2 separate regions of the Homo sapiens genome follow, and region 2 is linked to region 1. Evidence: read pairs that join two places in POLR2A ChIA-PET (ENCODE). Cell type or tissue: OCI-LY7. All regions are shown on one strand. Links, peaks and the distances in the headings refer to the core of each region. The heading gives the core; the rest is flanking DNA.

Evidence for each region. Peaks named below come from ENCODE experiments on the same cell type or tissue, not always from the same donor. Only the 100,000 strongest peaks of a DNase experiment are listed, where the experiment ranks them.
Region 2: POLR2A ChIA-PET joins it to region 1 with 5 read pairs; 1 of 35 experiments calls an interaction of 5 or more read pairs at or near these places.

The regions. Positions count from the first base shown.
Region 1 is chr13:76,338,088-76,342,500 of GRCh38, reverse strand. No RefSeq gene overlaps it. Among named protein-coding and RNA genes, the nearest start is that of LINC00561, 410 kb to the right of the region's middle. In OCI-LY7, for the core only: no CTCF peak of the experiment used is centred there; a DNase peak (open chromatin) is centred at 2,650; H3K4me3 peaks cover 254 bases; H3K27ac peaks cover 1,133 bases.
Region 2 is chr13:77,698,930-77,703,342 of GRCh38, reverse strand. The region is part of intron 1 of SLAIN1 (SLAIN motif family member 1); the gene reads right to left. Among named protein-coding and RNA genes, the nearest start is that of MIR3665, 3.0 kb to the right of the region's middle. In OCI-LY7, for the core only: no CTCF peak of the experiment used is centred there; no DNase peak of the experiment used is centred there; H3K4me3 peaks cover 869 bases.

The DNA.
Region 1 (4,413 bases), core at 276-4,275:
CCCCTTGCACTTCCCAGTTGAGGTGATGCACCACCCTGCTCCGTGGGCTGCACCCACTGTCCGACAAGCCCCAGTGAGATGAACCTGGTACCTCAGTTGTAGATGCAGAAATCATCTGTCTTCTGTGTCGCTCACGCTGGGAGCTGTAGACTGGAGCTCTTCCTATTCGGCCATCTTGTAACCTCCCTGAGAATATCTTTTAGGACAAAATCACCTCATAGGAAGCTTGAATCTATTCACTTAGATAACAGACTTTAAGAATTGTCAAACACAGGAAGCGGTAATGCCAAAATATTTTCATCTCATGTAACAGAGGCTTCTCCTAAATCTGTAACATTCTCACTTCTCAGAGACACTACATAGAAACTCAATTGAAAAGTTCCACTAGTTTACCTTCCTAGAATACTGGCCCTTAATATCAGCTGCTATAATAACTTTTGATTAAATATATGAGAGTGTGTGTATATGTGTGTGTTTGTGCAAGTGAATGTAGGCATATGTGTATAAACAGGATAAAAATTTTAATAACTAAGGCTATTAAAATTGGACCTCTTTTTAATTGGTCATTTGTCTGAAAACTTTCATAGTAGTATTTACCAATGCAGGAAATAAAAACTATAATTTATTAAAAAGAACCCTAGAATGTAAGGTTTGGTAAGGATTATCAACATAACCTGGCCCAACCTTCCATATAGTCATTGAAACTCTCCCACCATATAACATACCTAGTGTAGGTTTATAAGCACTTTTTTTAAAAATGAAAATTAAATGTTTATAAGAAAAGACAGGATAAATACAAAAATATCAAATTTTGTGTAATTTAGGATGCTTGAAATTTTTTATGTATTTTTTAAAGTTAACTTTGAAATTAGAGAATCAAATACAAAGAGTGAGAAATTAAAAAATGCCTTTTCTTGTGTCTTTCTGTGGCTTCTTTACCATAGCTCAAAATCTAACCTCTGGGTTACATAAATCTAATTCTTCTACACTGCATGCCTTTAAATCCGTGAATTAGTCCCTCATTTGCCACTAGAGTCTTTTCTTTGACTAGATAAATAGGATCTATCTCTCTCTTGATATTCATATTCAGTATATGAAAATGGCTATCACATGTTTCATGGTGTATTGAGGGTGGGAGTAAGTCATATCTCACTTGGGGCCTTGATCTTCCAGAATTTATTGCTATGGTTTAATGTGAATTTCACTAATCCTTGATTAATGCCTTTTCCCATATCTTTTATGTATGTTTTCCTTAAAACCCAAGTACTCTATTCTTTTTTCATATGAGATAATTTCTTGGCTCTCCTTGTCAATCATTTCTACTAATTTTTTTTCACTTTGTTTCCTAATATACAATGCCCAGAGGTAAATACTTTGTTTTAGTGGAATACATATGGGCTTTGGTTTGGTAAAGCTGAACAGTGCAAATTTTATCAGTGGTGATTCCCAGTGAGGGAATTTGGTCCGTAAATATCAAGAGCTGTTGCCAATTGCAGGTTAGGGCTTTCAGACCTTGTGGAGGGTGGGGTGGGGGTGCATGATTGAAACTACAGCAAGTGTTGATCAACTCTGTGTTCTTTACAGTTTATCTCCTATTCCTATCTTGGATGACAGTTGTCCCTTTTCAATATTTATTCTTTTTAGTATAAAGATTATTCTTCTTGAAATATATAAAGTGGTTTTGTTTGTTATCCATCATCATTATATAATTTGTCCCTTATTTGGACTGCTTGGTCCAAATAAAAATTTGTAAAGCTCGATTAGGCATTTAGGTTTTACTACAAGACTTGAATAGATCCATTAACTCAATCAATCAGTACTTAGTGAACAGTACTTACTGTTTGTGAGATATTACTTTATGCAGAAGTAGATCTAGGTTTTGAAGTCTTGAAGCTTATACAACTGAGAGGGGAGGTTGTTTAACAACAAGAATACAAAATTAGGTACAAAAAATACTTGTTTAGAATAAGAGAATAAAAATACAAATTTGAAAACAAATCAGAATAAAACAACATTTTCATTAAATAATTGCATAACACATTCCTAAAACATTTTTTCCTGTGTATTTCGGCTGCAGATCCTTTAATTGTATCTTAAATAGCAAATGGCAGTAATTTTATAACTTTATGTAGAAAAATATATTCTTCCTTCTAACATGTTTTATCAAAATAGGTTTTAACTATTATTGACCGAATACATAAAACATGAAACCTTACAAATACATTAACTTATATATAAACACTTAACATATATAAACACTATAGATATTATAGATAGCTACATATTCAATTAATCTGCCTCTAGTATTAAGTGCTAAGATACAAGAAAAACAATATAGAAACAGCGACTGCTTTTCTGGAGTTTGCATTCTGAGGAAAGAAAGAAAATACATAAAGAAACAAATTTAAGACTCTACACTATGATTTTATCTTTTTCATCCCTAGTTTTCAACATGAGGTCTTTGAGAGACCTTTTTACAGGGTCCAAGAAGTCATATCTATTTTCATAATGATACTAAGATATTTGCCTTTTGTACTGTGTAAACATTTGTGCTAATGGAACAAATCAATGCTGGGTAAAACTTCCAATACCTTAGTAGTAATCAAGGCTGTACCCAATGCTAGCTGTTGTATCCCTCACCATCTGCACTCACAGTAAAAGAAGGAAGTGAAACTGGATTTCAGTTAAGAATGTCCTTGATGAGATAGTAAATATCATTGATTTAATTAGATCTCAACACTTATATACACACTATTTTTTTTTTTTTTTTTTGAGACGGGGTTTAGCTCTTGTTGCCCAGGCTGGAGTGCAATGGCATGATCTTGGCTCACCGCAACCTCCACCTCCTGAGTTCAAGTGATTCTCCTGCCTCAGCCTCCCAAGTAGCTGGGATTACAGGCATGCACCACCACGCCTGGCTAATTTTGTATTTTTAGTAGAGACGGGGTTTCTCTATGTTGGTATACACACATTTTTAACAATCCATGTGATAAAATGAAAAGTATGTGCAAAGTGATTCTGTTGCATAGTCAAGAATGATGAGCTTTGGGAAAATCATTCGTGCATTTGTTTAAGTTGTGAGTTGAACTGACTAGTTTCAAAAAAGTTTTTTTGCATTTAAGAGCAACTGAAAAGCTATTGTCTTGGTTTATCTGCCATACCTATTTATAATTTTTTAAAATGAACATGTTACTTGAATAAAACAACTCACATAATTTGTTGCCAATAATAAAATGTGAGGTTTCAGGAAAAAAAATAGCTTCAGGAAAAAAACTTTTATCTTGCCACCATGAACTGGAATGCTTCCCAGTACTTGACTCTTCTGATGAGATTGGTAGTAATAATAACAAATATGATTATTTCATATTGTAAAATGAAAACTATAAACTAACTTATTCCAAATGATCAAATGCATAACATTGCAAAATCATGCCAGAATAAAAGATTTATTCCAAGTGCAAGAGTGATCAATTAAATTTAATGTATCAGAGTATGTAAAGTTCATTGACATCATTTCAGATTCCGTATTTCAATTAGCCTTTAAGAGGCTACCACTTGTCAAGTTTTGTTGTAGTATCAAGAAAAATAAATTATAATTATCTGAAAAAGTTATTAAAATATTCCTTCTTTTTCCATCTACATATCTGAAAAAACACATTTTCTTCAAATACTTTGAAATGAGAAATTGAATGCAGAGATAGATATGAGAATGCAATGACCTTCTCTTAAGCCAGACATGTAGACATTTTTTAAATGAAAAATAATGCCTCTCTCTATGCTAAATTTTATTTTTAAAATATAATTATGCTCATTAAATGTTATTTATGTGGATATATAATAGCTTATTTTATTTTACAATAAATTAATAAGCATGTAAAGTTTTTATTTTTAATTTCTGTATGTTAAATATCAATATCATAATGCACAAAAACAAAAACTCTTTGGAGTTCTCAGTAATTTTTAAGAATATGAAGGATTTCTGAGCTAAAACATTTTTGAGTAGCAGTAGTTTATATGCATCCTTCTTTTTGTGCCCTCATTTAAAAAAAACTTTTATGCTTGCTTTCTTGAAAACTGAACTTTCAAATATTTGCCTCCTGTTTCCCTTTTATTATTTTCATAGAGCATCCAGTCTAGTATGCTATTATTAAACTGTATTGTTGTCACCTGTTTTCATATCTGTATGCTTCACCAGATGATAATGATTAATGTTTTCTTATATGAAGGTAATAGGTTTTCTCTTCTCTGAATTTCTCCAATAATAGCTTGCTACAGTCTCCCTGTGTGTGTCTGACTACTCAGTTATTTTAAGATTTTTTTTCCACTATGGCATCATGAATTTGAAGTGGTGCATCAAAGAATTTGAAAGACTGGAGGCCCTCGTCTTCATTTTCGTTTGTCTCTTCTGTAATA
Region 2 (4,413 bases), core at 124-4,123, 1.4 Mb before region 1:
CTTTGATGAAAAATTGGCAATGATGTTAGCCAGCTGTCTGGGGTCTTGGTATTACATGTGGAAGATGAATATCTCATTCATTAAATTTTTCTTAATTTGTACAAGTCACCATTTTTCCTTGTATAATTAACAACTTTTCCATTGTCTTTCCCAGTTGGGAAAGTTAAAAATCCTTGCCACATCCTGTTTATATAGTCTCAATGTTCTGTTAATTGTCATTCTACTAAAATAAAGCCTCCTTATATGGCTGCATTTTATATTGGCTGACTTATTTTTATCGTGGCATTTTCTCATATAGAACCATCTTCCTGGTTGAGGTGTGCAAGACCTAACTTCCCTTCAGAGTACTATACTATCTTCAGTGCTTTTCCACCTGCTTTCTCCGTTTTGCTTTCAAACAGTATAGAGTTTTGTTAACTTTGATCATAATGCAAAAATACGTTTAATATTTCCACATCTATAAAACTAAAACATATTTAATCAAAGCAAGCATTGTATTATAAGATGTGATAAACTCTGATTTTCTATTCTACTGCACTTCACTTTTTTAAAATGCTGGTCAATCCACTAAATTGACTTTATAAACTTACTAATGAGTTACACAGCTAGCTCTGGGGAAAAAAAAATATCAGTGATGTAAACACTTCTGAATCTGGACAAATAATCTGATTTTTAGTCTGAACTCTATCAGTAACTAGAAGAGCTTACATAAGCCATTTTGCCTCAGAGCTCCCGTCCCTCAACACTGAAATAAGAGGGCTGAAACAGGTCATAGGAAGGTCTAGTATGCAGTTAGCTAATGGCTCCCATTGCCACTTCAGACCAATCTGAATTACTCTGTTTGTACTCTGGTGCTGCAGAGCCTGGTGACATTAGGACAAATATAAATCTTAAAAACATTTCTTCCATAAAGATAGAAAAAGCATCCAATCACACTGTGTCCCATGTATGCATGGATATTTTAGTCCCTTTGAGCTTTTTATTTGCTCCTGATACTCAGACTTTTCCCTTTTCCTTTCTAGCCAATGGCCTTCTGGAGAGCTAAGCCTATCAAATTAGTAAGATAACTGAGGAATCAGTATAGCAGGATGAGAGTTTTACTATAGGGCTATAAGATGACTTAAGAATTCAGGTTCACGATAGCAAAGACTTGGAACCAACCCAAATGTCCAACAATGATAGACTGGATTAAGAAAATGTGGCACATATACACCATGGAATACTATGCAGCCATAAAAAATGATGAGTTCATGTCCTTTGTAGGGACATGGATGAAATTGGAAATCATCATTCTCAGTAAACTATCGCAAGAACAAAAAACCAAACACCGCATATTCTCACTCATAGGTGGGAATTGAACAATGAGATCACATGGACACAGGAAGGGGAATATCACATTCTGGGGACTGTAGTGGGGTGGGGGGAGGGGGGAGGGATAGCATTGGGAGATATACCTAATGCTAGATGATGAGTTAGTGGGTGCAGCGCACCAGCATGGCACATGTATACATATGTAACTAACCTGCACAATGTGCACATGTACCCTAAAACTTAAAGTATAATAATAAAAAATAAATAAATAAGTAAAGAAAGAAAGAAAGAAAGAAAGAATTCAGGTTCTGGAATTGCCATCAACTTTAACTTTCTGAGACACTTAATTCCAGCAATACTGTGCTAAGATAATCAGGTAGTATTAAGGCAACATTCAAGACTTAAAATTCAATTAAGATAAATATTCAAAGAAATAAGAAAATTGTTTCATCAAAGCTTTTTTGTCAAAAGGGAGAGCATAACACTCCATTCTCTTTAAAGCTGTTTTTTTTAAGATACTACTTATAGGTTAAATAATTATTCAGAAAAATGATCTCAAAGACCTGGTTAATCATTAACTAATGAACTATCATAAAGAAAATATTGGTTCTGTTAGTCATGATTTTCCTTACACACATAACTCTTAACCCAAATATTGTCCAAGTTGTTAATAAAAGGAAAATAATGTATTCTAAGGTTTTATTAGAAAAGATATACTTACATAAAAGAATAGCTAAAATATCCAGTGATTAATCTACATTTGTAAACTTTCCTGAACTTATGACATTTTTAGCAGGAAGTGCTATTCTAAATAAATAAGCAAACACATTTTGTTCAACCCATTAGGATGAAATCACAATAAAAAATGCATGAAAAACTGTAGGTGATACAGTTAACAGTAACTTGTTCCTTAATATTGTTACTCTAATAATGATGCCTTTGTTACTGGGAGATGTGATGTCACATGAATACACAAATGTCCAATGTATGTTCAATGAAAGGCAAGTGTTAAAAAAAACTGATGTGTATATGTTTGTATATTGATTGTTGTAATTATATTTTTTTATCTTGAAGGAGCTGCAGAGTATTAACAGGGTGAATTCTGAGTCACGGTAATAAATTGGGGACAAGGAAGATAATTTTTGTGACCTTATACCTACATCTATGTTTTAGTTTTTTTACAATGAGCATGTAAAACTTGTAGTTTTAAATATTTTTAAAATAAGGTACTATATACCCACTCCAGTTGTTTCTTAATAAACACAGGAAATAAAAATAAGTTGCCATCCTGCAAACATATCAGGGAACCAAATGAACAGCACTCTTATTTCTGAGACCACACTACTGGGACACTATAGTCTGCAGTGATAAAGGAACAGAGTGCTTTGCAAGCATTAACAAGTGGGTTAAACTTTAAAAATTAAACCCTGTTGATATTTTCTTCATCAAAAAGATTTGCAATGCAAACAAAATCTTGATGCATAAAATGTAATAATAAAATTATGTAAATCAGGTAACTTTAAAATTTTTAAGACCATCCCACTAAGATTAATGAACCCTCCTTGTTTTTCCACCTGGAATTCTAATCTCAGGCTTGTTTTCAGGAAGATTCTCTGCCATTTGTCTCTAGAAACATTTGTAAAGCATCAAGGCTTTGATTTATTCACCTGTGTACTTGTTGAATGAAATAGAACCTGCTTCAACTTTGATTTGCTTCAAACCATCTGAAGAGCTAATATACTAATACCACTAAGTGGGTGATTTCTGTTAAAGTTGATTATTTCAATGCTATTTGGACAAAATTAAACTATAAAAAGAAAGCCTAGGTACCAAAATGCTAGTAATAGGATGCTAACTAAATATGACAGAAATCCATTCAAAAGAAGGAAAGTTATTAATAGATTACTAATCTCATATTTACAAACAATATCACAATAAATTTTAAAATGCAAATATTTTAAGCATAAAACTGATCCCATATATCTCCCCATCAAAAATGTAAACAAGTTTCCTTCCACTGTTTACATACATACCATCAGAAAAGGCTAAGTAGGGACTAAATCAACCTAAAATAATTTGAAAGTGGCATAAGGGCTGAGAGTTATTAGTGAAATCTAAGGACCATCATGAGAGCATTTTCTAGTACCACATTCAGACTGAAACTGAGATTACTTTACAGAAATAAGGGTGCAGCTTTGAAAAAATGGCTTAAAGTTCCCAAAAGTGATGAGTTGTTTGATTTTTTTACACCTTGAGCTACCTGCACAGCTGCCAAAAAGTATTAAGGTGGATGATGAATACACCTCTGAAAGGCTTACTGTAACTCCATATATTTTGATTCTTGAATGAAACCAATTAACTAATGTACTTTACAGTTAGAGCTCTCACATGACAGAGTGTAAGGGAAAAGGAACACTGCAGTTCCCAATAGGAAACCAGTAAGGATCTCCATTTCCCAATCCCTTCCATGCAATCATGCAACAGAGACACAAAGAAAGTAATGAAAACACAGCTTGGAAAAACAGAAAGGGTCCTACATAAAAAGGACCTAAAGTAAAGAAGGACTACAGCAAGCCTCCCCCTAAAGTTACTCATTCATGGAAAGTAGACAGTGCTAACCAGATGTCAACTGAATAAATGCTGTCAGCCTCAAGTTTTCTGATAACCAAGCTAAAAAGTTTCCAAGAAATAAGAAAATAAGGCTTCTCTAATCTCACTTTTCTTCTACAGTTTAATTTAAAAAATTAAAGACAGTTCGTTGGTTCCTAGGTAAAAAAATAAATAAATAAATAAAAAAGTCCCTCCCACCTGTTCATTCCACTCCAAGAAAAGTCCTCTTTATTGGCACTATTTATGGGAAAGCCAGTGAGGTCACCCCATTTTAAAAAGCAAGTCAGTCTCTGAAAATAAGATTTCAATGAAAATGCAACGCAAAAGGGCACACGACTGCAAAATTCAAACAGCAAGAACGAACCTCTCTATAAAGAGAGATCCATCACTGCGCGGCTTCCGATGCCACCCGAGGAGGAAGAGCACGCAAATCCTGTCCAGCGTTCGTTTAAAACGAAAGAACAGTAACAGTCGCAGACAGAGGCCAACCCC